Regions from separate parts of the Homo sapiens genome. Here regions 1 and 3 are each linked to region 2. Evidence: read pairs that join two places in POLR2A ChIA-PET (ENCODE). Cell type or tissue: OCI-LY7. All regions are shown on one strand. Each heading gives the region's core, and the rest is flanking DNA. Links, peaks and the distances in the headings are about the cores only.

What was found. Peaks named below come from ENCODE experiments on the same cell type or tissue, not always from the same donor. Only the 100,000 strongest peaks of a DNase experiment are listed, where the experiment ranks them.
Region 1: POLR2A ChIA-PET joins it to region 2 with 5 read pairs; 2 of 35 experiments call an interaction of 5 or more read pairs at or near these places.
Region 3: POLR2A ChIA-PET joins it to region 2 with 10 read pairs; 1 of 35 experiments calls an interaction of 5 or more read pairs at or near these places.

Annotation. Positions count from the first base shown.
Region 1 is chr12:68,239,602-68,249,667 of GRCh38, reverse strand. It overlaps IL22 (interleukin 22), which reads left to right. Exons shown (of 6, transcript NM_020525.5): 6 at 792-1,426. The coding sequence ends at 869. Among named protein-coding and RNA genes, the nearest start is that of IL22, 9.0 kb to the left of the region's middle. RefSeq lists an enhancer at 8,324-8,463. In OCI-LY7, for the core only: no CTCF peak of the experiment used is centred there; no DNase peak of the experiment used is centred there.
Region 2 is chr12:68,633,979-68,644,044 of GRCh38, reverse strand. All of the region lies in intron 1 of RAP1B (RAP1B, member of RAS oncogene family), which reads right to left. It also overlaps the pseudogene ATP5PDP4. Among named protein-coding and RNA genes, the nearest start is that of SNORA70G, 12 kb to the right of the region's middle. RefSeq lists enhancers at 2,760-2,889, 7,474-7,593. In OCI-LY7, for the core only: no CTCF peak of the experiment used is centred there; DNase peaks (open chromatin) are centred at 4,464 and 5,654; H3K4me3 peaks cover 1,232 bases; H3K27ac peaks cover 4,216 bases.
Region 3 is chr12:69,902,654-69,912,719 of GRCh38, reverse strand. MYRFL (myelin regulatory factor like) reads right to left here. Exons shown (of 25, transcript NM_182530.3): 11 at 8,876-9,076; 12 at 2,643-2,751; 13 at 1,790-1,899. Among named protein-coding and RNA genes, the nearest start is that of MYRFL, 82 kb to the right of the region's middle. RefSeq lists an enhancer at 6,329-6,398. In OCI-LY7, for the core only: no CTCF peak of the experiment used is centred there; a DNase peak (open chromatin) is centred at 6,139; H3K4me3 peaks cover 3,331 bases; H3K27ac peaks cover 4,820 bases.

The DNA.
Region 1 (10,066 bases), core at 2,492-7,491, 390 kb after region 2:
AAGAATGAATGTTAGGACCTATATCTGGTTTTCTATTAACTAAAGCAAGTGGAAAAGACTTATTTGGTATTTTTCCCACAAAAGTGAAAACTTTTCTTTTACTGTTTGTCAAAAAGGTGGAAATAGAAAAAGCCTTAATGTATTGGTGAATACATGGTTCAAAGTCATTTGAGTAGAGATGTTTTAAATCAGGAGTGTCCAATCATTTGGCTTCCCTGGACCACCTTGAAAGAATTGTCTTGGTACACACATAAAATACAAGAACAATAGCTGATGAGCTAAAAAAGTCCATGCATAAATCTCATACTGTTTTAAGAAAGTTTATGAATTTCTGTTAGGGTGCATTCAAAGCTGTCCTGGGCCATGTGCGGCCTGTGGGCTGCAGGTTGGACAAGCTCCTTATAAGTAATCTGTCATAGATAGTTTTGGAGCTGCAAAACAGGCCAAGGCATAATGGGTGGCACTCGGGATCCCCCAGATCCCAGCCTCACTTCAGTCTCCTTGCTCTGGTTAAGAAGGGGTGGTCAACTCTCTGCCCAGCTTTTAAACAGCTTCATTAGTGTGAGGTGCACCTGAAATTGATGCCTGCTGGTGGCCTCTCAGTCCAGAGAGCCGTCATTTTAAGCTCTTTGGCAAATCATACAATACTAAAGGGATATTACTATGAATGTTTTACAAATGCTTAAAACTCGGTTTCTGTCTCCATCAACCTAATCTTGCAATTTCTAATTTGTTCACTTTAGAAAACATGGCATAAATGCTCAAATACTTTTGCATTCTTATTTTCACAGCTTGGAGAGAGTGGAGAGATCAAAGCAATTGGAGAACTGGATTTGCTGTTTATGTCTCTGAGAAATGCCTGCATTTGACCAGAGCAAAGCTGAAAAATGAATAACTAACCCCCTTTCCCTGCTAGAAATAACAATTAGATGCCCCAAAGCGATTTTTTTTAACCAAAAGGAAGATGGGAAGCCAAACTCCATCATGATGGGTGGATTCCAAATGAACCCCTGCGTTAGTTACAAAGGAAACCAATGCCACTTTTGTTTATAAGACCAGAAGGTAGACTTTCTAAGCATAGATATTTATTGATAACATTTCATTGTAACTGGTGTTCTATACACAGAAAACAATTTATTTTTTAAATAATTGTCTTTTTCCATAAAAAAGATTACTTTCCATTCCTTTAGGGGAAAAAACCCCTAAATAGCTTCATGTTTCCATAATCAGTACTTTATATTTATAAATGTATTTATTATTATTATAAGACTGCATTTTATTTATATCATTTTATTAATATGGATTTATTTATAGAAACATCATTCGATATTGCTACTTGAGTGTAAGGCTAATATTGATATTTATGACAATAATTATAGAGCTATAACATGTTTATTTGACCTCAATAAACACTTGGATATCCTAAGTCTTGTCGTTTTGTGATTTTTCTCCTTTAATGTCATCATCATCATCATCATTGTCATGTTACCATTCCCATAACTTTATTCTTGACTCTAAGAAAATGAGGTAGCTATTAGTATTATTCTAATTTTACAAATGAGAAAGCTGCATTAGAAACATGTTAAGAAACATTTTATAACTATAAATAGTTGACCCTTATTGAGCCAGGTCTATCTGATTTCAAGGCTCTCTGCTATAGTGCCTATACTGATTTATTATGTTGACTCAGCATGTACCTTTGAAAAGAAAAAAGTTGAGAAATTGAAAATAACTTATCATTAGTCATTTATGGATAAAAGAAAGGAATGATGTTGCTGGAGAGAAGTACATGTAGCCTCTATTGCTATAGATAAACTGTTTTAGTTCTAGTTCAGGCCTACTGAAAGGTGCACTCTCCAGTATCCCTGAAAGTAAGACACTAAAGGAAAAGGAAAGCTGTGTTTTGGGGAGTCATACCTACTAGTAAGTTTGGCACTGATAGGGAAGTCTCATAGGTGGAAGATGGGCAAGATATTATGAAACACACATAGAAAGGAAAAGGGGTTCATCTTCAAAATGTGTACAATGCTACAGAGAAGAGAGAGAAAGAGGTAGAGATAAAGGTTGGATTTGTTCTACCAAGAAGAATGGACAAAGGATGCCAGCAATGAAGAGCCATTCCTGGGGGAAGGGATTTGAAAGATTGTGTAGGTCTTTTCATATGAGGTCAAAGTCAATGATCAGAAGTCAGTCATGAACTGCTAAGGTATTTTCTTCTCCAAAAAATCAGGACCAACTTTGCAGGTCACTTGTCAGTTGTTGGCCAAGTTCCTGCAGGATTAGGTCCAGCCTGGTGGTGAGAGGGGAGCACATAGAAAAAATTCCCAGCAAGCCTTTGTCTTTTCCTGGCAGTCAGCCCCTCTTTTGCTACCTTGCCCGTTGCACTCTTGCAACATATTTTCATACTTTCTCTAGTAAATCTGCCTTTCTTTACCCACAACTGTCTTGGTAAATTCTTTTACCACCTGTGCCACCAGCCTCAGATAGTTGTCACTCACCCACAACATTTTGGTGGCCCATATGGGGAGCTCTCTCTCCTTATGGGGAACTCTCTCTGCATGGGGGCTGTCTCTCCTCATAGGGAACTCTCTTGCCTCTCTCTCTTTCCCAACTTGGAACCCTCAGTGGATAGCATCTAAGCACGGAGACAATTGTAGGTCTCTGGCCAGAGCTACACTCTGGTGGGCTGAAAGGTGTCCCCGTGGAAGCATCTGACTTCCATGCCCATTCAGGTGAGGCACCTAAGTTTATTTTCTCTTTTCAGTCTTTCAGCAGCCAGCTTCTAGTATCTCTCTGGCAATTGATGGTAACTGGCCAGGGCTGTTCTCCGGTGCTGCCTAAAGGTCAGAGGGTGAACAGAGTTATCTGCCTCTCCCATTAGGCAGGAAGGCTTTTTCCTCTCTTCTCTGGTCAGAAGTCCCTAATCCCTAAGTGTGGCATGACTGGTAGCGGAGGCTCATTCAGAGCGAATTCACACATGTTTTGGGTGCCTCAGACCCTCTCTTTCTCATTCTGAATTCCCCCATGGACTCAGCCAGCCATTCTGTTCTGATGTTGCTGAATAAGGTGAACTCAGACAGCCTCAGAACAGTGAGTCTTCCCTTCCCTGCCCCTTCCCTGGGCTGGCGCCAGGTGGAGTTCTTCCTTTACCTTTTTCCTCGTATCTAGGCTGATCATCTAGCGTTAAGTGAGTACCTGGACTAATCATCCAAGTTAAGGTCCCCAAGTGGCTGAGAGGTCTTTACTAATAGGTAGGATGCCCCATTAGAAAGTGCACCCAAGTCCCCTTGGTGGATGCAAGTGGACCGCTTTTCATCTCGGTGGGATGCCCCAAGAGAAAATGCAGTTCAGTGTGAGGTTCCGTGATGTAGTGGTGAGTACTGGGAACTCTAAAAATGCAGTTCATGAGGCTCTGAGTGGTGTGTTTTCCAGTCCCGCCATGGGACAACCCCATCTATTCTTTCAGACTCACCTCTAGGCTGCATTCTAAAGCATTGGAACAAACTTAACCCTCAGACTCTCAAAAAGAAGCTTCTAATTTTCTTGTGTAATACAGCATGGCTCCTATGCAGGCAATCCTCAAATTAGCCTCCTTAGTCTTTATAACCAAAAGCAGAATAAAGAAAACAAAGCTAAGAAGAAAGAAAAAGACAGAGACAAGAGGCAGGCTTAACTGTTGGCTGCTTTACAAGTCCCCAACCCCCTCCAAGTTGCCCTAAGCACTCTCCTCCAGATAACCACCACTGGAGCAGAAGAGCAGGCAAGAAGAAAGGCAAACTGATCCAATGAAATAAAAGGAAAAAAGCCCCATATGGCTTGCCCCCTCTGCTGCAAGCTCCACCACTGGAAACGGGATTGCCCTGAGAGCCGAAGGGCCCCTGGAACAAAATCCCAACTCCTAATGGCCTTAAGCTGAAGGGGCTCTCGGCTCTGGCTGGAACAGGTCACCTTAGCTGGTGACGGGTGGAAGTGGGAGAAATTCGTCTCACACTGTGAAGTCTGGGGTGCTAAGGCTTTCCCTGATGGGAGATAAATGAAAGTGGTAGAGGTGCTGGCCCTGCTCCACAGGCTGTGCAGTGGCTGGAAGGCTCACAAGCCCTCCCATAAAACTTAACCTTTTCCTCTCCATTCTTTGCTTTTCTTTTTCTCTTTTTCTGTTCATTCCAGGGGTCCAGCCTTAAAAGGGAAAGACAGTTTCTAATGTCCTAACCCCTGATTTTGTCATTCTCTTTAAATCTCCAGCTGGTTACATATTATGGCCTGTTTCTGTGCACATTTTAAACTAATGGGCAAATTACAACGAGAAAACTTCAGAGCTCAAATGGTCAATCTGCACTACAGAGTTAAGTAGAGTCTCCTAAAGCTCTCTGTCTTCCCCCTCTTTTTTCTGCCTGCTTTAAATCTGCTGTTACTAAGCTGCCAGTGCTGAGATAAGACTCATTATTTATGGTCTAACTAGAATATAAACATTGAAAACTCATTTAAAGAAAAAAGGTAAAAGAGGTTTTGTTAAATCAAGCAGCCTAGAATTTTTAACCTCCTTAAAAGTTAATGAAAATAAATCCAACACCTCTTTTAAATACTACTCTTAAAGCGGCTCTTTTTATTCAATTTTACTGCAAGCTCTCAGTAATTATCCATCTGCCTCCCTTGAGCAGCTTCATGCTCTTAATATTAATGCTTTTATAAGGGAAATAGTACAAAATTGCTATTTGCAGGGAGACTTCCAAAACTACTACCCAGATGAAATTTCTTTCTTTCTTTTTTCTTTTTCTTTTTTGAGACGGAGTCTTGCTCTGTCACCCAGCCTGGAGTACAGTGGCACAATCTTGGCTCACTGCAACCTCCACCTCCCGGGTTCAAGTGATTCTCCCACCTCAGCCTCCTGAGTAGCTGGGACTACAGTCGCCTGCCACCATGCCCGGCTAATTTTTATATTTTTAATAGAAACAAGATTTCACCATGTTGGCCAGGCTGGTCTTGAACTCCTGGCCTCAAGTGATCAGCCCGCCTCAGCCTCCCAAAGTGCTGGGTTTACAGGTGTCAGGGCCGAAATTTCTTTATACTTGTCCTAGTAATGTTATTTACCCCTAAACCACAACATTGATGTGCTAAGATACTAGGTATTTGTTTAACTGTTTTTCTCATACTCTTTGCAGCCCTTCTTCTTTTCTAAGTTTACTATATATTGTCATTTTCCTTAAATATGGCTCTGTTTTGTTGGTGTCTATCATGGCTAACTATTGCCTCAATGGCTGCAACCAGGCACCTGCTCTACCCAGTAATATCTCAGGTTACTAACATACCACATCGTACTAACTGCTGGATATGCCCACATAGGCAGGCAGTCGAGAATAACATTACATTCCTAGCCATCCCACTCTCTAGAGAAGAAATGGCTACCATGCAAGCCCAATACTTGATACTCTGGATTTGACTACACTATGTACACGTACACCAAAAACACAGGTATAGGGGGGGCACCTAGGCCAATTGATCTCTCATGGCAATCATCCACTGTAACCCAGTGAATAGGGAAGGCACCAGAAATGGCCTGTAAAGTGAGACTTCAGAAACTCAGAAGGGCCTGGCCCTTTCCTAGGGGCTTTAACACAAGCCCATTGTAATTACACCTTCAACTATAAAGAGACACACCAGGAATGGGAGCTGTATGATGACTGATGAGTTCACCGAGGACCTCCACAGGTTTTCTCTATGGTGGGAAAACAACAAAGTTAATGCCAGCAAAATTTAAAATGATTCCTTTATGCCTGTAAATAGTTTAGCAACTGGGATGGAATATATAGGAATAGGGGTTGAAACTGGACAACTTCTTAACCTCACTAATACAGCTTTTCCTCGATTTTCCTTTAACCAATTAATATTTAGAACTCTTATCTGTCAGGCCCCATATTTACACAACACAACAAGTGAAACTTTGACTCCCTTATGTGTGGATAACTACTTTTTCGGTCATTGCCCGTTCACATTTAATCCCCGGGGACCATGAAATCCCCTTATTTATGCAAATTATACTGGAATCCAAACTGATCACGCCTATGCCTGGTTACAAAGTCCCTCCTTGGGAGTTTCATTAAAAGGAATTGGGTTCTTCTTTTTATGGGTATCCATCATGTTTCTAGCCTTGCCTATTAAGTGGATGGGCACCTGTACTACAGCTGCAGCCATACCTGGAGCGCATATATATAACTCCTCGAACTTCATAACCTCTGGCCAAGTTCCAAATTTGGTGTTCTTCCTAAGTGGAGCCCTCTAAAGATCATCAGAAGAAAGAAAACAAAAGTGGAACTTAACCTCCCACCATTTGGCATCCTTGCCACTGATAATCCCATTATGGAGAGAAATGGTCTAGAATATTCTATAGTCAGTGGACTCTTGGTTTGCAGGTATACCCATGCTCAAGCACAGCATTTGTAATCTCACTGATATGGTTTGGCTATGTCCCCACCAAAATCTCATCTTGAATTCCCACATGTTGTGGGAGGGACCCAGTGGGAGGTAATTGAATCATGGGTGCTGTTCTCTTGATAGTAGAATAAGTCTCACAAGATCTGATGGTTTTAAAAAGGGGAGTTTCCCTGCAAAAGCTCTCTTCTCTTGTCTGCTGCCATGTGAGGTGTGCCTTTCACTTTCTGCCATGGTTATAAGGCCTCCACAGCCACATGGAACTGTGAGTCCAATAAACCTCTTTCTTTTGTTAATTGCCCAGTCTGAGGTATCTCTTTATCAGAAGCAGGAAAACAGACTAATACACTCACCATCTTAGTCCAGCAATCTTGGAAACCTAAAGTCACAGCCATTGAGGCCCAGAAACAGGCCCTAATTTCATTGTCAGGGGTTGTCCTGCAGAATCAACATGCTTTAGATGTGCTTACCACCAAGGCAGGAGGCACTTGTGTGCTGTTAAGTGAAACCTGCTGCTTTTACATCAATACTTCAGGTCAAATAGAAGAAAGTTTAAAAAAGGTAAAAGAGAATATCAAGGTATCAGAGGGCCTTCAAAAAAGAGTTCGTCAAGATTTTTTTTTTGGCACAACTATTCAAAATTTCTCCAGCTGGGTTTGGCCATGGGTTGCCCAACTTCTCCCCCCTATAATAATGTTCATATTAGTTTGTTTACTTGCACCACATATTTTTACTGCAATATCTCATGTTGCGTCTTCTAGAATACAATAATCTCAAACCAAAATGTTACTGCAGCGAGGGATATCAGCTTCTAAAAGAACTCCATGACTCTCCTTTGGATGCAGCAGAACAAAATTTTAGGCTGCAAATGCGGTTCCCCCATAGTCTCACAGCAACCCGGCTCAATTTAAGTCCTAACTTAGGGATTTAGACCCATGGAACCTCCTAACTGAGCAGCAATCCTAGGTAGGGCCAACTCTTCACTTCTGGTCAGCAGGAAGCAGTTGGAAGATGAGACCTTCACTCACATGCCAAAGATTTGTCATTCTTGCTCTGTTAGGGGGGGAATGTGAAGTCCTAATTAAGGAAAAGGAGTTAGGCTGGTGGGACTGAGGGAAAGCAAAAAAAGCAAGTAGATAAGCTATAAAGTCTGCTTTTCTTCATGGTCCAGGACATATAGCCCTCCTGTGCCCAGCTTACCACCAGACACCGGCGAGTTAGCTCCCTGCAGCCTTGGCGTTATCAGTACTGCAGGCAGCACTCTTCGGCCCACGTTCCAGTCTACAAAATCCCCAGCAAGCCTTTGTTTCCCGGCAGTTAGCCCGTCTTTTACTAACTTGCCCATTGCACTCTTGCAACATATTATCATACTTTCTCTAATAAATCTGCCTTTCTTTACCTACAACTGTCTTGGTAAGTTCTTTTACCACCTGTACCATGGGCCTCAGATAGTTGCTGCTCACCCATGGCAGGTTCCAAATGCTGAGAGGCACTGATGTTCCCTTTCAGGGATGATAGAATTATAATATTTTTTTTTCTGTGATTAGCTGAGGTTAAGGAGTCTTTCCTTTTCCAAATGAGTCTCCATGTAATGACTAGAGCAAAAGTTGATATCATATTTTTTTTGGCCAGTCTTCTGGAAACTGAGCTATAAGTGGAAGAATATTTACCCCTAAAATTGGAAGGTAAGAAACTGAGAGACTTTATATTCTGATATATTTCAGAAGTAGCTAGAGTCAACCTTGGTTTTTCCTTCCCTAACCCTGCACATTGAATGTGTCAGAAGTCCTGTTTGCTCTAACTCCAAAGTAACGGCTGAATCTGTTCACTTCTCATTCTGGCTAAAGCCCATCCATGCCACTATCATCTGTCCTCTAAATTACCATAGTATTGAAGTTTCTAAAGTTCCTCCTACTGTCTGTTTTTAACTCAGGAGCCAAAGTAAACTTACAAATTAAAAACAGTAGATTGGGCACATCCTGGCTTCCCCTAAGGGCTTCCCTTCACAGTGAGAATGAAACTGAAAGTTTATATCATCACCCCACCTCTGCAGTCTCATCTGCTATCACCCTTCCCTTGAGCTCTCTGCTGCAGTCACAAGGCCTACCGGCTGGTCCTCACATGCACCAGTCTAGCTCCTGACAAGGAGTCTTTGCACTGGCTGTTTTCCTAAGCCCAGAACAATCTTCCCACTAATATTTCATGATAATTCCCTCCCTTCATTCAGGTCCTGCTCAAATGTTACTGCCTCAGAAAGATCTATGCTGGCCACCCTATCAAACACAACCTCTTCACCACCCTCCACACCCTCCCCTCCCCTCCCATCACCCCACTTCATTTTTCTTTGTTGTACTTAGCACATATGAAATTAGTTATTTATTTACTTTGGCCACTTATTTAATTTTCAGTATGTACTTATTGGGTGTTAACCTGATGCCATGGGGTGTGAAGGTAAACATCATACGTACAGAGCCCGTGTCCTCATAGAACTTGCATTCTAATGTAAATATAACAGAGGACATATAGTATAATAACAAGCATGGATATCTGCTATGAAGAAAAACAAAGTAGGGCGTGGGGGTAGAACTTAATGGGGGTTAATTTAGGTAAGGAGATCAGGGAAGGCCTCTTGGAGGGCAGATATCTGAATGAGGTGGGGACATGGGCCATGTGAATATCTGGGGATATCACCTTGAGATGAGGCAAGTTTGGCGTATTCAAGAAGTAGCAAGAAGGTTGGGACTGGAGTAGCCTGGGTAAAGGGCAAAGCTTAAGATGAGCCCAACATTTGACTAGGACCAGGTATGTGTGTCTTTGCAAGCTAGAGCAGGACTTTGGATTTTGTTCTAAGGCTGAGGAAAAGCCACCAGAGGGTTTCAAGCATGAGGAAGGCTTGGTATGACTCATGTTTTGTAAAGATCACTCTGGTTGATAATGCAGAGTAAATCTAGGAGGAGTAAGGATAGAAGCAAGGCCAGGACGAGAGTCTAGGAAAGAAGCAATGATTGCATTGGAGTGGAAGGGAGCAGAGCCAGAGAAATCTGGCTTGTGACTCTTACTGTGACACTCAGCATGGGTTGCCTGGGAAATAGGAGTTATGTATGAATCACATTCACAAACAGGAAAAGAAATTCTTTAGTGTTTCTTCTGGTTCTTCATTTATACTATATTATTCACTAGCAGAAAGTGCTCCGTATAGGAATTGAAGGAAGACAGGTGATTTTTTCTGAAAGGAAGTTTTTAAGATTTGAGTGAAGACACTTAGATGAGGAGAATGAAGTAATACCAAGGGTTGAAGGCTGAAGTCCTCTTGTCTCGGAGGCAAACACAGCCTCAGTGAATTTATCTTCTGCCTGAACCGAGGAGATTCACTGGATTTTTCTTGTAACAGCCCCTTGTTCAGGAGTATTTTCATTGGAAAATTGCATCAACTCAGAAGAGACAGAATCATTAAGCATTCCGTTTCTATGGGAATGAGGGTTTAAGTCACTTTACCAGGCAAAGGACTCCATTCTACTGTGGTACAGGCAGAGGGTAAGGGAAAAATAAAGCGGTGGTGGAAGAAAGAATCCACACTTGTTAACTTGGGTCTTTCGAATTGCTATAAAAGCAGGAGCTGTAGCAGATAGGATTTCTGTTC
Region 2 (10,066 bases), core at 3,044-8,043:
TAATTTTGACAGCCTAGGAGGAATCTCATTATTACATTACCTCAAGAGTACGGAAAAAATCTTGAGATTATAATAGAAAATGAATTTCAATTCCCTGGAATAAAAAAAAGAAAAAAAATACATGACAAGGTGGGGGGATAGGGAATTTTCTTTTCCTTTTGCTTATTTTTTTTCCTGACAGTTCTATTGTTAATAAATAGAAAAAATTATAAAACAAATGAAACAAAAACTGAAGTTAACAGAGGAATTGTGAAGTTGTTCTATAACTACCCCAATATTATTATAAGAATGCTGATAATTACTGGCATTTTTAAGAAGTAGACTTTAGAAAACTCAAAAATACCAAGTTTAGCCACTCAACTCATAGAGTAACTATAAAATATTGATGTTGGAAAAGTACTGGATTAATAAACTAATGGTGAGGGTACCTTTTTAAAGAAACAAACAGGTAAGCATAAAAGAATCAATTAAAGTTTAATTCTATTCTTTAAGTCTTAATTACTTCTCAGAAAACACTTCTCAAAAAGGACTAAGAGATGCTTAACTACTGAAAATTACAACATTAAATATATTTTAAGTGCTTTATAGAAAAAGAAATACTCAATGTAAATACTGACATTTTAAATACCTATCTTATATCAATGCAATATTTACAATTAGCAAGCAAAAAATTTATCTAGAATGAAAAGATAAATATGGTAGCAAAGGACTTAAGTTAGTACTTTAACTGGTGTGCCACAAGTAAATGATTACATTCTGAGAAGCTTGCTCATTTTTAACTACTTGTACATCAGTAGAAAATAAGGATTAAGTCAAAAAGAGGATAGGAAGTAATACTAGAATACCTGATATTATAAATTATTAAGAGTTCTGACTATTAGAAGGTATTACTGCCATGTACTACCATTTAAAGTGAAGAGATTTTGGAAGAAAAACAAAAACTATAATCAACAGAAAAACTCTGAAAGAAATTTTAAGATGAACAACCTTCAAGAAGTTAAAGGCGGCTGCAGTGGACCGTGGGCAGCCAGGGTCGGTGAAGAATCCCAACATGGCTGGGCGAAAACTTGCTCTAAAAACCACTGACTGAGTAGCTTTTGCAGAGATCATACCCCAGAACCAAAAGGCCATTGCTAGTTTCCTGAAATCCTGGAATGAGACCCTCACCTCCAGGTTGGCTGCTTTACCTGAGAATCCACCGGTTATCGACTGGGCTTACTACAAGGCCAACGTGGCCAAGGCCGGTTTGGTGGATGACTTTAAGAAGTTTAATGCCCTGAAGGTTCCCGTGCCAGAGGATAAATATACTGCGCAGGTGGATGCCGAAGAAAAAGATGTGAAATCTTGTGCTGAGTGGGTGTCTCTCTCAAAGGCCAGGATTGTAGAATATGAGAAACAGATGGAGAAGATGAAGAACTTAATTCCATTTGATCAGATGACCACTGAGGACTTGAACGAAGCTTTCCCAGAAACCAAATTAGACGAGAAAAAGTATCCTTATTGGCCTCACCAACTAATCGAGAATTTATAAAATTGAGTCCAGGAGGAAGTTCTGGCCCTTGTATTACACATTCTGGACATTAAAAATAATAATTATACAGTAGACCAATAGCACCATAATTTTAGGCACAGTAAATTAGCCAATATCTCTCATTGCTAACTCAGTTTCATTTAACTTCTTGTGTTGCCTTTAACAACTTTTTTTTTAATATCATTCTCGCTTGAATTTCCAGTATAAGTGACAAGATTTTCTTCATTTACATGTGCTCTCTTTATGGTATTCCTTATAAACAAGAGCATTTATTTGTAAAAACTGGATGCAGTTTGAAACTATCTGTACAGTTAAGAATTGCTAGTTAACAATAATATGCCTATGTATGAGTTAATCTGCAAATGTAGTACATTTGTATTCATCTTTAGTCTATGAATTAACCAATTATACCAACTAATGAGGGACTCCTGGATCTTCATTTTACTCAACGCGTTAAACAGAAAAGACTGTAGCATATATGCGAAATGAACTTAATGTTATCAACAGTGCAACTATACGATACTTCATCAGCCAAAAGGTGCAATTTCTACATCATGTAGGCACATACACAATTATAAACTTTATGCATGATTCACACTGCCTCTCCAACACAATCTAAGATTACAGATGAAGAAAATCAATTAAATTTCTAAAGAAAGCTATCAAAATACTAAAAATTCCACTACTGTTCAAAGTATTTTCTACACTGTTTTTTTTTTTTACCTTTGATTCAGAGGAACTGTGGAATGCATCGATTTTTTCAAATGCATAAGTATTTCTTCTATTTATCTTTGAATATATTTTTTGGGTAGTTTTTAGTATTAGGTCATTTACATTTAAAGATTCCTAATTTGAGTTCCTTATATAATCACCTAAAATTTGCGTGACTGCAACTAACCTGATTGATGAAAGTAACTGACAGCTTTTACACTTGGCTATTTACTTCTTGCAAAATATCTACTACCTTACTCATTTGTTTAAAAGTAGTTTATTATTACTTCTACAACTTTTTCCATTTACTCTACAGACCGTAGTTTTATTTGCATTGGTTCTTTTTTATCAATTTAAAAAGCTGTTTAATTCTAGTTTCAGAGCAAACCACAGCAAAGACATGGAAAGACAAGAAAACAAAACCTCCTTTGGCATTGTCGAGAGTCCGGTTTCAGTGGCTGCTTCATAACTGTTTGAAATGAAAGTGGAAGAAGGGGGTGGTGGCTCATGCCTATAATGCCAGCACTCTGGCAGACAGAGACAAGCAGACTGCTTTAACTCAGGAGGAGTTCAAGACCAGCCCGGGCAACATGGTGAAACCCCGTCTCTACAAAAAATATGAAAATTAGCCAAGTGTAGTGGCACACACCTGTAGTCCCAGCTACTTGAGAGGCTGAGGTGGGAGCATCACTCGAGCCCAGGAGTCGAGGCTGCAGTGACCCATGTTTGTGCCACTGCACTCCAGCCTGGGTGACAAGTGAGACCCTGTCTCAAAAACAAAACGAAACAAAAAACATATTCTACATTAAGTTCAGTAAATTTATCTAAGATAATTATTTCATTAACCGGAGATTATTAACTAGTATTTTCACAAAACAATAATGAATGCTATAATAATTCTGAGTTAACAGAAAATCCTGAAGACATGAATCAAAGAAAATAAAAACTGGTCTTATGGGGTAGCTTTTTTTTTGTCTAAATGTGTTCACTATATTACACATCAAAATGCAAATAACTGATTTAATTATCCAACATTCTGGATTGCCTATAACATTCTTCCTAAGATTCAACTGTAGATATTACTGATCCAAATTATGAACAAGAATTATTCTAAAAAATCACTGAGGAAACTAAAAAGCGTAACAAAATGACAAATTTATGTATTAAAAAGAAAATTCTTGTTTATTTGATGCTGAGATTTATTGAGGACATACTCCATCAACCCAAGAACTGTGCTGGTCAGAAAAGAAAATCTAAGAAATGACACCTTCCATTAACACTACTATAATACAGCAATCAATATTTGACATCAATAAATATATAATGAGTACCTAATATATGTTAGGCACTATTCTAGGCAGTGGGAATATAAAGCAGTGAAAGAAAGACCCTGTCCTCAGAATTTATAATCTGGAGTAAAGGGTATAGAGGGGGAAACAAAGTCAGTATAAAGTGTCAGCTGTGATAAGCAGTATGGAGAAAAAAAAAAGAGATAAGAATGGATGGTTTTATATGGGGTGGTTATGAAGAACTTCTATTAAGGTGAAATTACTATATAGCTCAGTACACAAAGAGTCCTGTCAATGGATTGATATTAAATTTTGTTTTTAACAAAAGACTACCATTAGGCTTTGTCCTGTTGAGCATTTAAAAAATCATCTTTGGGCCGGGCATGGTGGCTCATGCCTGTAATCCCAGCACTCTGGGAGGCTGAGGTGGGTGGATCACGAGGTCAGGAGATGGAGACCATCCTGACCAACATGGTGAAACCCCATCTCTACTAAAAATACAAAAATTAGCCGGTTGTGGTGGTGCATGCCTGTAATCCCAGCTACTCAGGAGGCTGAGGCAGGAGAATCGCTTGAACCCAGGAGGCAGAGGCTACAGTGAGCTGAGATTGTGCCACTGCACTCCAGCCTAGCACAGAGCAGGACTCAGTCTCCCAAAAAAAAAAAAAAATCTTTGGTGGGGTGACATGCTAATTAGTTTGTGGCTGAAGTTAAATTTGGATTTGGGAGTCAATCCAGCCCCTTCCTCTGCAAAAAGGGGCATAAATGGGATTTCTGGAGAAGTCTAAATGTAGTTGGTCTTATGAGGTGCTGTTTTTCAATATGTACAAAATGCCCTTTGGTGAGTTCCTGTGCCAGCTCTTTAGAGGAGGATATGTACCTCTTTTCCTCAGCTGTGTAGCAAAAACAACACAGATCAGGGCAGCATATCTCAAGATGCAGTTCTTAGGAGGTTAGTGTCAAGGAAATGTCTCTGAAGCATTCTTGCACTAACTCAGCCCACAGTGATCATTCTCCTTCATGACAAGTTATACCAAATACTTTAGGACTTGATTACGTATTACCTTGTACTATTTTCTAAGGAGACAACAAGCTGTAGAAAGTAACATTAACTTTGAATTTAAGAAGCTCTATTTAAAAAGTCGTATATTTTGAGATAAATCACTTAATTCTTGGTTTCCAGATTCCTTGTCTACAAAAAGATGGAATGAGGGAAAGGGGAAATACTGAACACTCAGATGACTTACATCAGCCAGGTAACCATGTAAACGCTTGAAGCAGTTAAGGTCTTATTAGGTAATAACATAGACTGTGGTCAAGTAGGGAGTGAATGCTTTACGGGTAAAGTCATTTGAATTCTAAAAATTATGAATATTGTATAAACCAACAAAATCAATTTGAGAGATAAGAGCTCTGAACCCTGGTCCAGCAGTTTTTGACTTCTCGACTAGATCCCTAAAGTCCCTTTCAATTATAAAATGTTTTGTTATAATAATGTTACATGTACCAGACTTTGAAGAATTAAACATAAATGGAATTTTAAAAGCATCTTAGGTTGGGCGTGGTGACTCATGTCTGTAATCCCAGCACTTTGCGGGGCCGAGGCAGGCAGATCACTTGAAGTGAGGAATTCGACACTAGCTGGCCAACATGGTGAAACCCCGTCTATACTAAAAAATACAAAAATCAGTCGGGTTTGGTGGTGCATGCCTGTAATCCCAGGTGCTCAGGAGGCTGAGGCAGGAGAATCATTTGAACCTGGAAGGCCGAGGCTGCAGTGAGCCAAGATTGCGCCACTGCACTCCAGCTTAGGCATACAGAGTGAGACTCTGTCTCAAAAAACAAAAAAAAGTTAGATTCCTTAATTACTATAAAAAAATAAATTGCACTGGTAATAAAATTTAATATAATCTAAATATTATTTCTCTAACTTCATAATGGTTGTTTGATATTATAGATATTTTGGAGTCATTATCTTTCAAAAACAATACACATTTTAAAAAGGAGTGAAAATAAACGTAAGACAACATCCTTACTCCTAAAGTATGCACAACTGGGAAAATCCATTAAGACTAGTGGGCACTCAACCAGGACAAGATGCAACCACATTTTCCTTTACCTTCTCGCATGCTATTTATGCAAATAAAAGCCATGTAACTAAAAATTAGGGCACGGACATGACATCCTCTCTCAGGAAACACACTTCTCTTCAAATAATACCACAAATAAAGAGACTAACTGTATAAGGGATTATACAAATTGGTTACAGAGATTAAGACTGGGAAGTAAAATATAAAAAGAAGTTAAAAACAAGTGACTACCAAGGAAAAAATCTATATACCAAATATACAAAAAATGTGGACTAGTGAGCCAAGTGTCACCAGACTGTACTATAAAACATTAAAGCCAACAACAGATTACCTTTAAAGACTGCTTTAATCCTATCCAGGATAAAACACAGTTGAACAATGGAATTTTAAAAACTTAAATTTGTATTAATCCAGTTAGCAAAATTTGCATCCCAGGTTACCTTAAAAACTTTGAATCCAAAATTATCTTGAAAAGCAAACAAATTAACTCATTAAAAAAAAGGACCCATATTTAAATAACATAAAGCAATTCTACATTTTAAGAAGATGAAACCAAATAACTGACATTTTAAGAGACTTCCTGAACTGAGTGAGGCTAGTTCATAATTGGTAAATAAAGAAATCCTGGGGCTGGTTTGAGGCCCAAACTCAGTTTTTCCTTATACACTTAAAAGTAAATACTGTATCATCTTTGGAGCTCAGGGTGATAAAACATGAAATCTGGAAATAAGGAGACCAAAACTAGCTACGTAATTTACCAGGGGGGTGGTCATTTATTTCTAGGCTGGCATCTTGTTTTTTTTTTTTTTTTTTTTTTTTTTTTTGAGATGGAGTTTTACTCTTGTCACCCAGGCTGGAGTGCAGTGGTGTGTGATCTCAGCTCACTGCAACCTCAGCCTCCCTGGTTCAACTGATTCTCCTCTCTCAGCCTCCCGAGCAGCTGGGATTACAGGTGCGTGCCACCACACCTGGCTAATTTTATATTTTTAGTAGAGGTGGGGTTTCACCATGATGGCCAGGCTTATCCTAAACTCCTGACCTAAGGTGATCCACCCGCCTGGGCCTCCCAAAGTGCTGGGATTACAGGCGTGAGCCACTGCACTCGGCCTCTAGGCTGGTGTCTTAATCTGTGAAATACGGACAACAATACTGACTGTACCGAGTTGATGGACAGATTAAGAATGTACACTGTTTATTAAAGATTTACATGTTAGTTATTACCATCATCAAGCAGCTGCAGGGTAGTACTTATTTTGGTACCCACTATTTGGTCTATAAATGTTTGCTGAATAAAGACTAATAATTCATTTCCAGCAAATGACAGAAGTATATAGACTTTTAAAAGAAGAGTAGTAAGTTATCTTTTTATAGGTAAATTGCCATTTAAGTTCACATCAATTATTGACAGATGCCATGAATCCCAACTGAAGATGAAATACACAAATCTTGGCATTAAAAAAAGTAGGGACAGGCCGGGTGTGGTGGCTCATGCCTGGAATCTCAGCACATTGGGAGGCTGAGGTGGGTGGATCACCTGAGGTCAGGAGTTCGAGATGAGCCTGGCCAACATGGTGAAACCCCATCGCTACTAAAAATACAAAAATTAGCTGGGCATGATGGTGCACACCTGTAATCCCAGCTACTCCGGAGGCTGAGGCAGGAGAATTGCTTGAACAGAGACTCCGTCTCAAAAAAAAACAGCAGGGATAGGCATGGTGGCTCACACCTACCTGTACAATCCCAGCATTTTGGGAGGCTGAGGTGGGAAGACTGCTCAAGACTATTCTGGACAACACAGCAAAACCACACTTCTACAAAAAATTTATAAAGTAGCTGGGTGTGGTGGTACATGCCTAGAGTCCCAGCTGCTCAAAAGAATGAGGTAGGAGGATCACTTAAGCCCACGAATTGGAGGTTACAGTGAGCTATGACTGCATTACTGCACTCTATCATGGGTGACGCAAGAACTTGTTTCTAAAACAAACAAACAACAAAAAAACAGTGCTTATACTTGCCTTCTAGGAATCACAGTCCAGTAAAAATGCCCTGCAGCAGAAACTCTAGTGTTAAAACCAACTTCTGGGTTCCAGAGACAATTGCTCATAACTTTGTAACCTGATTTCTTTCTTAAATCTCATTAATAAATGAAGAAGTAGCTTATAAGAATCAAATCCTTGAAAAGCAATAAGCAACATTTAAAAAGCATAATTTCTGTCCCTTAAAATATGCCAAAAAAAATAGCTGACTGTCATGGCTCATGCCTGTAATACCAGGACTTTGGGAGGCCAAGGCGGGCAGATCACTTGAGGTCAGGAGTTTGCGACCAGCCTGGCCAATATGGTGAAGCCCCATCTCTACTAAAAATACAAAAAAAAAAAATACTCGAATGTGGTGGCGGGCGCTTGTAGTCCCAGATACTCAGGAAGCTGAGGCAGGAGAATCGCTTGAATCCAGGAGGCGGAATTTGCAGTAAGTAGAGATTTTGCCACTGCACTCAAGCCTGGGCTACAGAGCAAGACTTCGTAACAAAAAAAAAATTTCATGGGTATAACCAAAATGGAAATTTTGCAAAAGCAGTTCTCCAATCTCAAGTTGTTTAACTACTACACTCACCCCCTAACCCCAGTTTGAAATTCTGTGACCCTAAATTATAAAAACAGGCCTAAGTAGGCCAGGCACGCTGGCTCATGCCTGTAATCCCAGCACTTTGGGAGGCCGAGGCGGGTGGATTGCTTGAGGTCAGGAGTTCGAGACCAGCCTGGCCAATATGGTGAAACCCCGTCTCTACCAAAATACAAAAATTGGCTGGGTGAGGTGGCGGGCGCCTGTAATCCCAGCTATTAGGGAGGCTAAGGCAGGAGAATTGCTTGTACCCAGGAGGCGGAGGTTGCAGTGAGCCGAGATCGCACCACTGCACTCCAGCCTGGGTGACAGAGTGACTCTGTCTCAAAAAAAGAGGCCTTAAATACTGGTTCCTGAAGTCAGGTAACATTACTTCTCCCACTGCACTTTCTGGAAGAGAAGATACTTGATTTCTCCTTTCCATCTCCAACTCCAAAAGTAATACTTTAACAGCTAAAGAGGGTAACTGTGTCCTTTTCTCATTCCCAAATAAAATCAACTAATTCAACTGTCAGAAGGACCTGTTATGAATCTGTTTAACACAATGACAGACTTTAAAAATTCTTTTTGAAGGAAAAAATAAGGGGCCCAAACACTGCCTCTCCTACCCTCTTTTAAAAATAAAACTTCTAACAAGGAACTATAAAATAAATAGAAAGCTGCTAAAATGAAGACTGCTTATCATATTTACTTTGAGTTGTCTGCCTCTCTCATAATGAGGACACATGGAAAATGTTTCCAATCTTACTCATTCTGCCAAGAAAGATCTCCTGTGAACAAGATTTCTAAATCTAGAAAGTGCAAAATTTGTAGATTATCAAACTGTGTATAGCATTTTCTCTATTCTGATCATATTTATAATACCTCAAGAAAGAAAAAAATTCCCTTGCCCTTTTCATGGATTAATACTGCTAGTAAATCAAGTTTTTTCAATTAATCACACCAACTTTCTCCCTGAAATATTCAACAACATATAATTTGACATGCAACGTAAGGTTAGCTTTTCCAGCTTTATTTCTATAGTTACCTTTTCAGTTCAGTATTTGATCATGTATGGTAGAATACAGAATAGAGGGTAACAATTTATCAACAATCTGACAAATGCAGAAGAACCAGTTTAATAGATTTCTCAGCCGAGTCAAGAGATAAGCAAAATAGTTAAGTGATTTTTTAAAAAAGGAGAGACCAACAATTCAAAAACAGGTAAAAAAAAAAATAATAATATAGGCTCAAGATCACCTTATTAGTTTCTATCAGATCTTTCCAAATAGGCTGTATTTGTGTAGAACTCCTCCCTGCTCCCAATTCTCTAGATGTGACTTAAAAAAATGTCCTTTTTTCCCTGTCATCTGAACTAGCAGTAAAATCTACAGGGATGCATACTGACTCAGTATAGGCTTTAGATCCCATTGTCTGGGTTGGAATCAGTTCTACTTGAGTGGCTTTGGTCTCGTTATTTTAAACTGTGTCTCATTTCCTCATTTGAAAATGGAAATAAAAGTATCTACTTCTTACAGTTCTTAAAGATTCAAATGAAATAACTTACCCTATGCAAAATGTGTAGCACAATGAGTAACACATAGGAAGTAGCCAGTAAATGTTAATTTGCTATTTTTTAAAATTATATCTATCTAGGTGTTTATAGTGCTTAAGACACCTAAAGGACTTCAATAGCATATTATTTTAATAGGTAGCTGTATACCTGGGAGTTGTCATGGATTCTTCTCTCTTCACTCCATTATCAAGTCTGATTCATTCTACCTTGGTATTTCTGGAATCAATTCCATTCTCTCTACTCCACTACCTTATACTGGGCCTTATTA
Region 3 (10,066 bases), core at 3,312-8,311, 1.3 Mb before region 2:
ACCCAAGAGTTCATCAACATAGGAATGGATATGCAAAATGTGAATAAAGGTGAAAATTATTCAGTCTTAAAAAGAAAGGAAATTTTGATACACACTGCAACATAGATGAACCTCGAGGACATTAAGCTAAGTGAAATAAGCCAGCCACAAAAAAAGAAAGAAATGCTCTATGATTCTGCTTATATGTAGTCAGAATCATAGAAACAGACAATAGAATTGTGGTTGCCAGGGGCTAGGGAAAGTGGATAATGGGGAGTTATTGTTTTACAGGTACAGAGTTTTTGTTTTACAATATGAAAAAGAGTTCTGGAGATGGATGGTGGTGATGGTTGTATAACATGATGAACGTATCAAACATCAATGACTTGTATGCTTAAAAATGGTTAAGATAATACATGTTATGTTTTGTGTATTTTACCACAATAAAAAACCTGGGAAATAAATATATAAATAAATGTTTCATGATATACCTCTCAAGTGAAATGATAGCCCAGGTCTGGGAGAGAGACTGAAGAATTGCTTCTATCGAAGATATGTTCTTGGGAAGCAGGAGGCAGTAAGTCAACTTCTGCCACTGTGCTCTTGCAGCCCTGGGCTGAGCAGGCCTCCCAGACCATGTCATCTAAGAGTTTGTGGTACAGTGGCTGGTAGGTGGAAGATGGTGGTGGTGCCTAACATGAAAAGGCATCCTCTGCTTTGCTGCTCCAAGTGTGGCTTCTGACCAGCAAGGTTGGTAAGATTGGCATTACCAGGAGGCTGGTTGGAATTGCAGGATCTCTGGCCTCACTCCATTCTTGCAGAATCAGAATCCACACTTTAATAAGATTCCCAGTGATGCATGTGCACTTTGAAGTTCAGGGAGCATTACCTCCATTAACTGACAAATTATAAATTAGTCTCCACTCAAGCATCTCTCCCCATGACTACAAAACCCTTATATCAATTGGTCTTTCCTCTCAGCATCAAATATAATAATGCAGTATAAAACAAATCAGCATCAGAGTGCATTTGCAAACCTTGCAAAAATGCAGGATTTCATAGAATCAATAGATATGGTATTAGGGAACTCCTCAAATCATACACACAGCATCGACAAGCAAGGAACTGGCAGATTTAGACCCATTACCAAATGAAGACGAGCTAATCTACAGGCATGATGGCATTCCTTCAAAAGAGAATGATTTGAATATCAAAGAATTAAGAGAGGCCCTTGGGAAAAAAATGATCAGGCCCATGAATATCTTCATAAAAATGACTCACTTTATGATTATACTGTAAAAGTCAAACACCGTTTCATCAAAAAAACTATGCTCAAAAAATTCAACACTTCACTTAATCTTTAATCATTCTAAGAAGAAACACATTGTGTAATTATAATTTAAGTTGCATTACCTAAAATATAATGCATTTTTCATAAGTTTATTACCATTTTAAAAGATGAAGTCTAATTAAAACTTTTTTGTCAGTATTTATCATGATGTTTGGCCCTTGTTTAAAGTGCATTCATGCTAAGTGGACTTTCCTAGTGCCAGTTAAGATCTGCTGAACTCGAATTCTTACTATTGCATATGCATTTTCCTTTTTATCATATGGAACTTCTTTTTGGTGCTTATGATCAATTTGAATATCAATTATAAGAGAGTTGATACCTACTCACTCCACAACTCAGTGAAGAATTATTTTAATGTCCCACTTCCTGGTTGGATGTTTCAGCCCATTGTGCTATCACAGAAGGGGGTTTATCCCTAGACTGATAGCTTATAGCAGCTGATATCTTTTCAGTGATTACCTTATCCACCATGAGGAAGTTCTCCAAGGTCTCTCCGTTTCCGCAGGTGACATCACCAACCTCTCTTACTGCTCTGGGCAGGATTTCTTGCACCTCCTGGGCAATCATTCCTGTATACAAAACACTCCACAGGTTTAATCTTCAAAGAAAGATCTTTCTGGAGAAAATCCTCTCTAAGCTTTTGCTTTGATCTACAATACATTTGCAGCAAAGAAGGAATTTTGAGCCAAGAACCACTATAGGATTAAAAGTGGGAGTGTTTTCTGTTTTTTCTTTTCCTTTTTTTTTTTTTTTTTTGAGACTCTGGGCCAACAGGGGGGAGGTAAGTGCCTTAAAATCCCTGTCCATAGAAGTAAAGATGGGGCGTTGGCTTGATTTCCTTTCTTTTCCTATAGGAAGCCTTTGCCCCTAAAATATTCCTTTATTCCTTCCTTCTTTAGGCTTCCTGGATTGGAGTATAAACATCACTTTGCTTACCCCTTCTCTTATCTAGATCCACTTACCCTGCCACCTTCTCCCTCCACCTCCCGACTGCCCAATGCCGTTCCTCACATAGGTTGAGCCATCATCTGTCCCTGAACCCTCAGCCCATGAGCAAAAGGACTCCTGTGCAAAGAAACTATATATTCAACCTACACCACCAGTACCTTGGGGTGGAGGAGTGGGGGTGTTGAGTAAAAATGACACAGAAATTTTTTAACCTTTCCTGTTCTAGTGACTATGAGTTTCACAGAGAACAAGTTAGATCAACATAGCGTTGTCAAATGCCATAGCACATAACCTCAAAATAAAGAGGTAATTAAAATTTTAATAGTTGGCAATACAAAATTAAAAGGGGAATTTGTGTGTGTACCTGTTTGATGGGCAGTGTTTATTCCCATTGCAGATGCAAATTCAGGTTTGTAGTCATATTCAACAATTCTCATTTGGGCTATTCTTTTCAGCTGTTCATTCGTGTCAACCTAATTTAATTAAAGAAGAGCAGATTTTACTCGCATAGATATTTGCTATTCAAATTAATGCCCAGAGTGACCCAGAGACATCACTGAATTGCTTTTGGACATTTTGCTGGAGATAATTTCTTCAAGTGGATTCCAAGCCAGGATTACCCAACTGCTGGCCCTTCAGGACCCAGCCACCCTCCTTCCCCTGGACATGCCTCCCCCACATCACCCCGGCCAGCAGGGCATCCTCTACGTGCAATCACTGCTCTCACATCATTAAAGGCTGTCCCAACTGTCACTACGGGGTCCCAGCAAAATGATAACAATCAAGAGAGTACAGTGAACTTTCCCTAAAGCTAAATGGGTTTGATCCAAAGGATTCCTCTTTAAATTGAGAGATTTTGTAAATGATAGTAATAGCAGAATTTTTTTTTTAATATCTTTATCTGACAAAAAAGTTGGTAGCCCTTTGTGGGTACCCTAAATTTTCTTTTGGAACATAATAGAATTACAAATAAATACAAATATTTATTGAGTAGCTATTGAGGCAATTAAAAGTAAACTGCCTGGGCATTCATCCATGTGATAGAGGAACCAAAAACATATTTTGTTATTGTTGTTTTAAGAAAACCACTGTCATGGCCCTCAGCTCCTCCCTTGACAGACTCCCTGAGGTGGCAGTAGAGCCCCTCCACCATCGTTTAGGATTCTCAGCCCTTCACTAGTTGGACTGGTTGTGAAAGATGGTAGCTTGGTGCTTAATTGGCTAAACGGATTAGCTTTATTTCAGGAAGTTATTCCAGAGTATAATTCTGAGCTTACTGCCATCATTCATTCTTTGTTTTATTTGACTAACATTTACCAATCACCTTTAACATATCATGCACTACTAAGTGTTGGGACTTAAAACATAATTGCCTTGAGCTGGAGCCCATTATCCTTAGCAAACCAACACAGGAACAGAACACCAAATACTGCATGTTCTCACTTATAACTGAGGGCTAAATGATGAGAACACCTGGACACATAGAAGGGAGCAACATACACTGGGGCCTTTTGAAGGTGGAGGGTGGAGGGTGGGAGGAGGGAGAGGATCAGGAAAAACAGCTGATGGGTACTAGGCTTAATACCTGGGTGATGAAACAATCTGTACAACAGACCCCCATGACACAAGTTTACCTATGTAACAAACCTGCACTTGTACCCCTGAACTTAAAATAAAAGTTTTAAAAAATTGCCTTTTAAAAGTTTGTGGTCTAGACAGGAAGACCCAGCTGATAGATACATACGTAATCATATATGATTATATTACAATGTGAGAAACATAGTACAATGATGGAATTATGCACAGAGAATCATTACAGCTCTGAGGAGGTGTTGAAAATATTCTCAGGGACACGTAAAGGAAGGCTTCCTAGCGATGATGAAGCCCAGCTGAGATCTTGGCTTACTCCAGTTCCTCAGACAAACTCTGCTCCTTTCACTTTCCAGCCTTTGTTCATGCTGTTTTCCCAGACTCAAAAGCTCTTCCTTCCCATTCCCCTGCCTTCCCCTTCACCAATGTAAGCATTGTTTCTCAGAGAAGGATCTCTTGACCTCCAAGTCTAGGCAAAGTTCCTCTGCTTTATGTGCTCATAGCACCAGTTCTCCTTCATAGCATGAGTCACAATTACAAGACAACTAATTGTGTCAACTTCATTCTTTGTCTTCTCCTATATCACATACACCCCGTGAGAGTGAGGACATGTTTAAGGTCATGGTTCATCAACATATCACCAGTTTCAAATACAATTCCTTGCATGTTGTAGGTGCTCAGCTAATAATTGTTAAATACATTGATAACTTAAAGCGTTAGGGAAAGATGTAAGATAGGAAGGGAGGGGGAAGGATGAGACTAAGACAGGAATGCTAGCCACAGAGAACACCATGAACCAAGGCCCGAGACAGCAAATGCCCTGAATGACATCTGCAGAACAAAGGCAGAATTTGGCATTACTGGACTAGAATGGTTAAGGCCAGAGCAGGGAGGGCCTTGCAGGTCATACTTGGAAGGAACAGTCACAATCTCATATAGCCCTGTGCATATATCTATCACTGTGAGCGCCTTCACTCAGTCAACAAATATCTATTGAGTAGCTACTATGTGCCAGATGATCTCCTAAGCACTGGAGATTCAATGAGTGTTTCTCTTTTGGAGCTTAAATTTTAGTAAAAGTTTCATTCTTGAGTCTTATTTATCTCAGGACCTGCACAGTACCGAGCAAAGTGTCTGACATGTAATAGGCACCTAAAATTTTTGATGGAAAAAAGAAGGAATAAAAGAACGAAGGTATTAAAATGGCAAGACAATCCCTGACATGAAGAGAATTGAAGAGAGAGGGTCAATCAGGAGCCAGCCTGGACTGGCCTTGCACTGCCTAGGCCCTACCCAGTTCCTCAGCCATAGGCCCCTGTGAGTCCTATGCCCAATCCCTATTTTCCCCTTTGTTCCTGCCCCACCTGCAGGGCCCCAGCTAAAGAAGGAAGCAGAGGCAGTGTTGGTTCCTTTGTTGCAGATGAAAAGCAGAGGAGAAAGTACCCTCATGTAGGCTGTCCAGGCTACAGAGAGGGAAATGGTCCCTGGTTTCTAAACTGGATCCTTGATTCCCCAAGACATACTGCTAGACATAGCATTAGGTTCTCTGGTACTACTATCATCCTCTAGACAGATTTTCAGCCAAGAAAAATTTTGAGGGTTACTTGGAGACCTAAACATTTTATATGACAATGTTCCTCAAACAAAATGCTTTTCTAATTTCTGGACTTATAGTCTTCCCAAAGCTAAATATAAACAGTAGCCTGTATTGCATGATCCCTATGTGTACACTTGGCCTAGGGAAAACACTTGAGGCAAAGGGTGTGCCTTCTTTGAATCCTCCCAGGAACCCTACCCAGGCCAGCACTTACTGCTGTGCCTTGCTCTTCAATGCCTGTTGAGTAAGAAACTGAAAACTGAATTTGGGTGTCTGCTTTGACCTTGCCCACAGAAGTTTTGGAAAGTTTTGACCATGGATGCAAATAGCCATCAGCATCATGCTGCCTCACACCCAAGGTTTCTATAATATATCATTAGCTCAAGAATTGCATCACAGACAACACCTTCCAGTCCATGGGACTCAGTCTGTTCAGGGAAGGCTATCTGTCATCTGGTGATGGCCCACAGCCCAGCCACAGTCTGGACTAGGAGCAGCTTAAATGACACCTGCTCACCCTGAGCAAAGGAACTTCTGCGTTTGGCTCCTGGCCCAGAGGGAGACTTTGCATGTTTGACTTTCTTGAGCTTTTTTCATGTCTACTTTTGTCTTCCACTAGCACACGGGTATTGTGGTTAGGAGAAAATCAAAACAGCCTTTGAGCATTTCATCTTAACGATTCCCTTTTCTGGCTTGAATTTTTTAATATCTTGCTACCTTTTTTCAGCCTTCACCACAGAATTTGACTGATGTATTCAACTCTCAACTTCCTCATGTTTTTGGGCATTGACATTGAGGTTCTTCATGTGCCTTTAGTGTTCAGCGTGTCCTTCCCCCCTAGTTTTGCTCAGTTTCCACCGTCAGAGCTGCATGTCCTTCCACAGTCTGCAGTCGCATCAGTAGACACGATGCCAATGGCTGGGCAAGTTAAGCTGCTCCTCTGCCCAGGACCTCAGTTGCAGAGGTTTCGGTCATATCTGCGTCATCTTCTCCATGTCTTGGATCTGTGTCCCTGTGAGCATCAGAGATCTCCCCCACCAGGACTTTGTAGATAATCATGTTCTTAATATCCACAAAGAAATCTGTGTTTCCTGCGTGAGGAAACACATAGGGCAAAGCAGCAGCCCATATCCATTTTCCCCAATTGTAGTATTAGGTAACATATTTGACCACTACATTTTGTAGCAGCTCATCCATTCAGAAGCCAGCTGTGGTTAGAATGCACTCTTAAAGAATAAGAAATTGCTTCCAGTCCTATGCATGCCATCAAATTGACCAAGGGTCAGATCCCCAGAGTATATGAAAGAAAGGCTCTCTTTTTAAAAGTTGCAAAAACTAAGTCAGGAAGAGGTGAAGATGAAATTCACACATCTGTCATCAGCATCATCAACATTACCATCATCTCCCTCATCTCTGTAATAAACAGTGGACTGGGACAGACAAGATTTCTACAAATATATATCTCAAAAATGTGCACAGATTTATCAAAACAAATCTATTAATATGAAATCATTTAATAAATAAATTACATGTAATTTTTATTTTGTATAAATAGAAAATAATTTCTCTTTGCTTAGACTTGTCTGGCTAAAAAATACCTTACATATATGAGTTTAGAAAAATCTCTTAACCTGGGTAAAATGAATATGAGCATTTCCTGTTCACAGACAACAAAACAGAGTCACAGATCGCCTCTCGGCCAAAGTTCCTGGGCTGGTGGTTGCCAGAGTCAGGACTAAACTCTTAGACTTCTAACCACGGACCAGGATTTTCTTTATTCTATCATGCTGCCATGAGCAGGAAGGGGATACAGAAATTTCACATTTAGAGCCTGGATTGAAGTGACATTTCATTTAGATGGAGAAGGCTTTTTAGAAGGGATGTGAGAAGTTCTCCAGAAGCTTGTTATTTTAAGACAATATATTTTCTTCAAACCAACAAGCAATATTTGAAGACTTTTTGTAAATGAAGTTCTGTGTTATGCCTGGTGGTAGCAGGAAGGGTTGTACAGGACTTTTCTCACTTGTTATATTCAATTTACATTTTAGTAAGACTTGGTAGTGAATTGTATAGCCAATTGCAAGGATAAATTTGAGTTGGTGTGACCTGAAATGCAGACAGATGATCTCTCTCTAAAGTTCAAAGTCACAATATCTAGGACTGACATCTGGAAATGTATGTAAGAACTCTCTAGCTCTGCATTCCCATCTGGCTAGTAGGTCACAGCTCTTCTAATATGAACCGCAGCTTCACAATCAGTATAAAAGTCTACAATTACAACCATTCTTTGGAATCCTCTAAGCAAAGGAGGACATTCCTTGGCTGGTTTAGGAAAACCAGTGCAGATTTGCACTGAGAAAGGAATGCAGTCTGGAAGAGGGGCTAATAGTGAACAGATTAGGACTTCTATTAGCTAAAAAGGGATAAGGAAAGGAGAGAAAAGGAACTTTTAAAACACAGCTTCACAAATGCTGTCAAGAGAAGTAGTATGAGTGAGATGATGGGGAAGTGGTAGAAGCAATGCATGGGAAATAATTAAATGGCAGAAAAGTTGGAATGAGGTGTTAGTAGCTGGCTGATGGATTGGAAGCTTAATCCTCATCCTTATGGTCTACATAGCAGTTGTAGCTTTCCAAGATGATTCAGTTCAACTGGTTAAAAAATAAAAAAGAGCCAAGGGTGTCAGGCAGGCAGGCAGGCACCATTTTCATCTTATAGCTGAAGACACTGAGTTCAAGGAGATTAAGCTTTTTATCCAGGGTCACGTAACTGGGGAGAGCCCAAAGCGGAGAAGCCATCTCCTGACATCTAGGCCTGACTTCTGGTTTCCTCTAGGTAACTGCCTCTCCACGGAGGAAAAAGGTCTTCACCCGGAACTCTTGGCGATGAACTGACCAAGTAAGGGATGAGGAGGAGGAGCTTCTCAAGAGTTCCTAGAGAAAGACGATGCCTGGGGAAGATAATGGCCAGTAGAGTTGGTGCCAGGGACTCTAGAAGGAAGAGGCTGGAGACATCCAAGAGAAATATGATCAGGAACTGGACTGAGACAGTGCTTGGAAGATGAGTGGGGAGACAGAAAGGAAAAGGCAAGCTCTGGAAGCTGACAAAGTATGGAAGGAAGGGCAATGGCCTGTGGAAAATAACTGAGACTTGCTGCCTGTGAGGCCAATGACATGCTGTCTTTGCCCACTGCTCCTGTCAGGTAAATCCATTCTCTCAGGGAGGAACTGCTTTACAATTTCAGCAGAGATGCCCAGCAGCTCAGTCATCATTTTTAAGCAGTGTGTTCATCTCACACCAGTGGGTGACATGTAAAGATGTGCGGTTCAAGGTGTGTCAGAGGCCAGGAGCACCCAGCAAACCTGACTGGGGTGTCAGAGGAGGGGCCCAGGGCCTGAATCTGTGCTCACCTCCTGGATATTCTGCTTTGCCCGGCTGTCAGAGGGATGCATGATGGTCCCCATCACTTTCATGTTGCCACAGACAACCAGGGCTTCGTCCGGCGCATCTGTGTTGATTCCTACTCGACCGTGACAGACAATAGATTCTGGAACTTGTCCTCGCTGCCACAATGCATCACTGTCATTTTCAAACTGCCCAGGGTTAGAGGCCTGGAAAAATACATAAATATATTACAATTAAAGTAACAGTAGCAGGAATAGATGATCACATTAGTGTTCAGAGCAAAGGCAAACTGAATATTATCTAAGTCTTTCATAAGAGAATCCTGTATTGAGTGGGACATTCTGACATATCCAAGTAATTCCGGGGCCCAGGAGAGCCAGGGAGGCTTCCCTAACCACTCTGCCTCCCCGCTAGCAGGAGCTCTGTATACCCTGATTTGAAACATCCAATCTCTATTGCATCTATCTGGAATTAAGAATGTGATCAGTTATACTAGGTGGATGATAAAGAAGAAAACTAAAAATGGCTATCTTTCCAGGAATAGTCATCATCATCATGATTTAAAATCAGAACATTATATCAGAAAATATTACAGGTGTACTAAAGTCAGATAAATAAAAATACCTTGCATTTAGCTAGCCCTATTATAGTTTCAAAATGCTTTTATATTTATGATTTCATACACAAGTGACAAGCAAATGATAATACAAATATATTTAATATACATCAACTATTCCCTAAACACAGAGGATACTGAAGGAAGAATAATAACAGCTACATTTGTTGTGCGATAATTCACAGTGCAATTATATGAGACACGTACTATTGTCCTCATTTTATTGACACTGACACTCTGAAAAGATAAATAAATTGCCCAAAGCCACAAAGCTAATAAGTTCTGGAGCTGGAACTACAAGTCCTCTGATTATTAAATAATGATTTGCCTGTTTCACGGCATTGCTTAGAAGTAGTCCTGGCAATCTTCAAAGAAAATCCAAGTGAAACCATTGGACTAGACAAAGTTCTGGAGATTTTACTCTTAAATAAAATTCTTTGTCAAAGAATGTTCCACTGCACTGCCTTCCTTCCTGCTTCCCTGTAGCCACTGAATATATTCCCAAATATTTTAAAGTAAGCATCTCTAAATCCCTCAAAATCCTCACAACAAAATTAATTTGTTTTTAAAATTATGATGT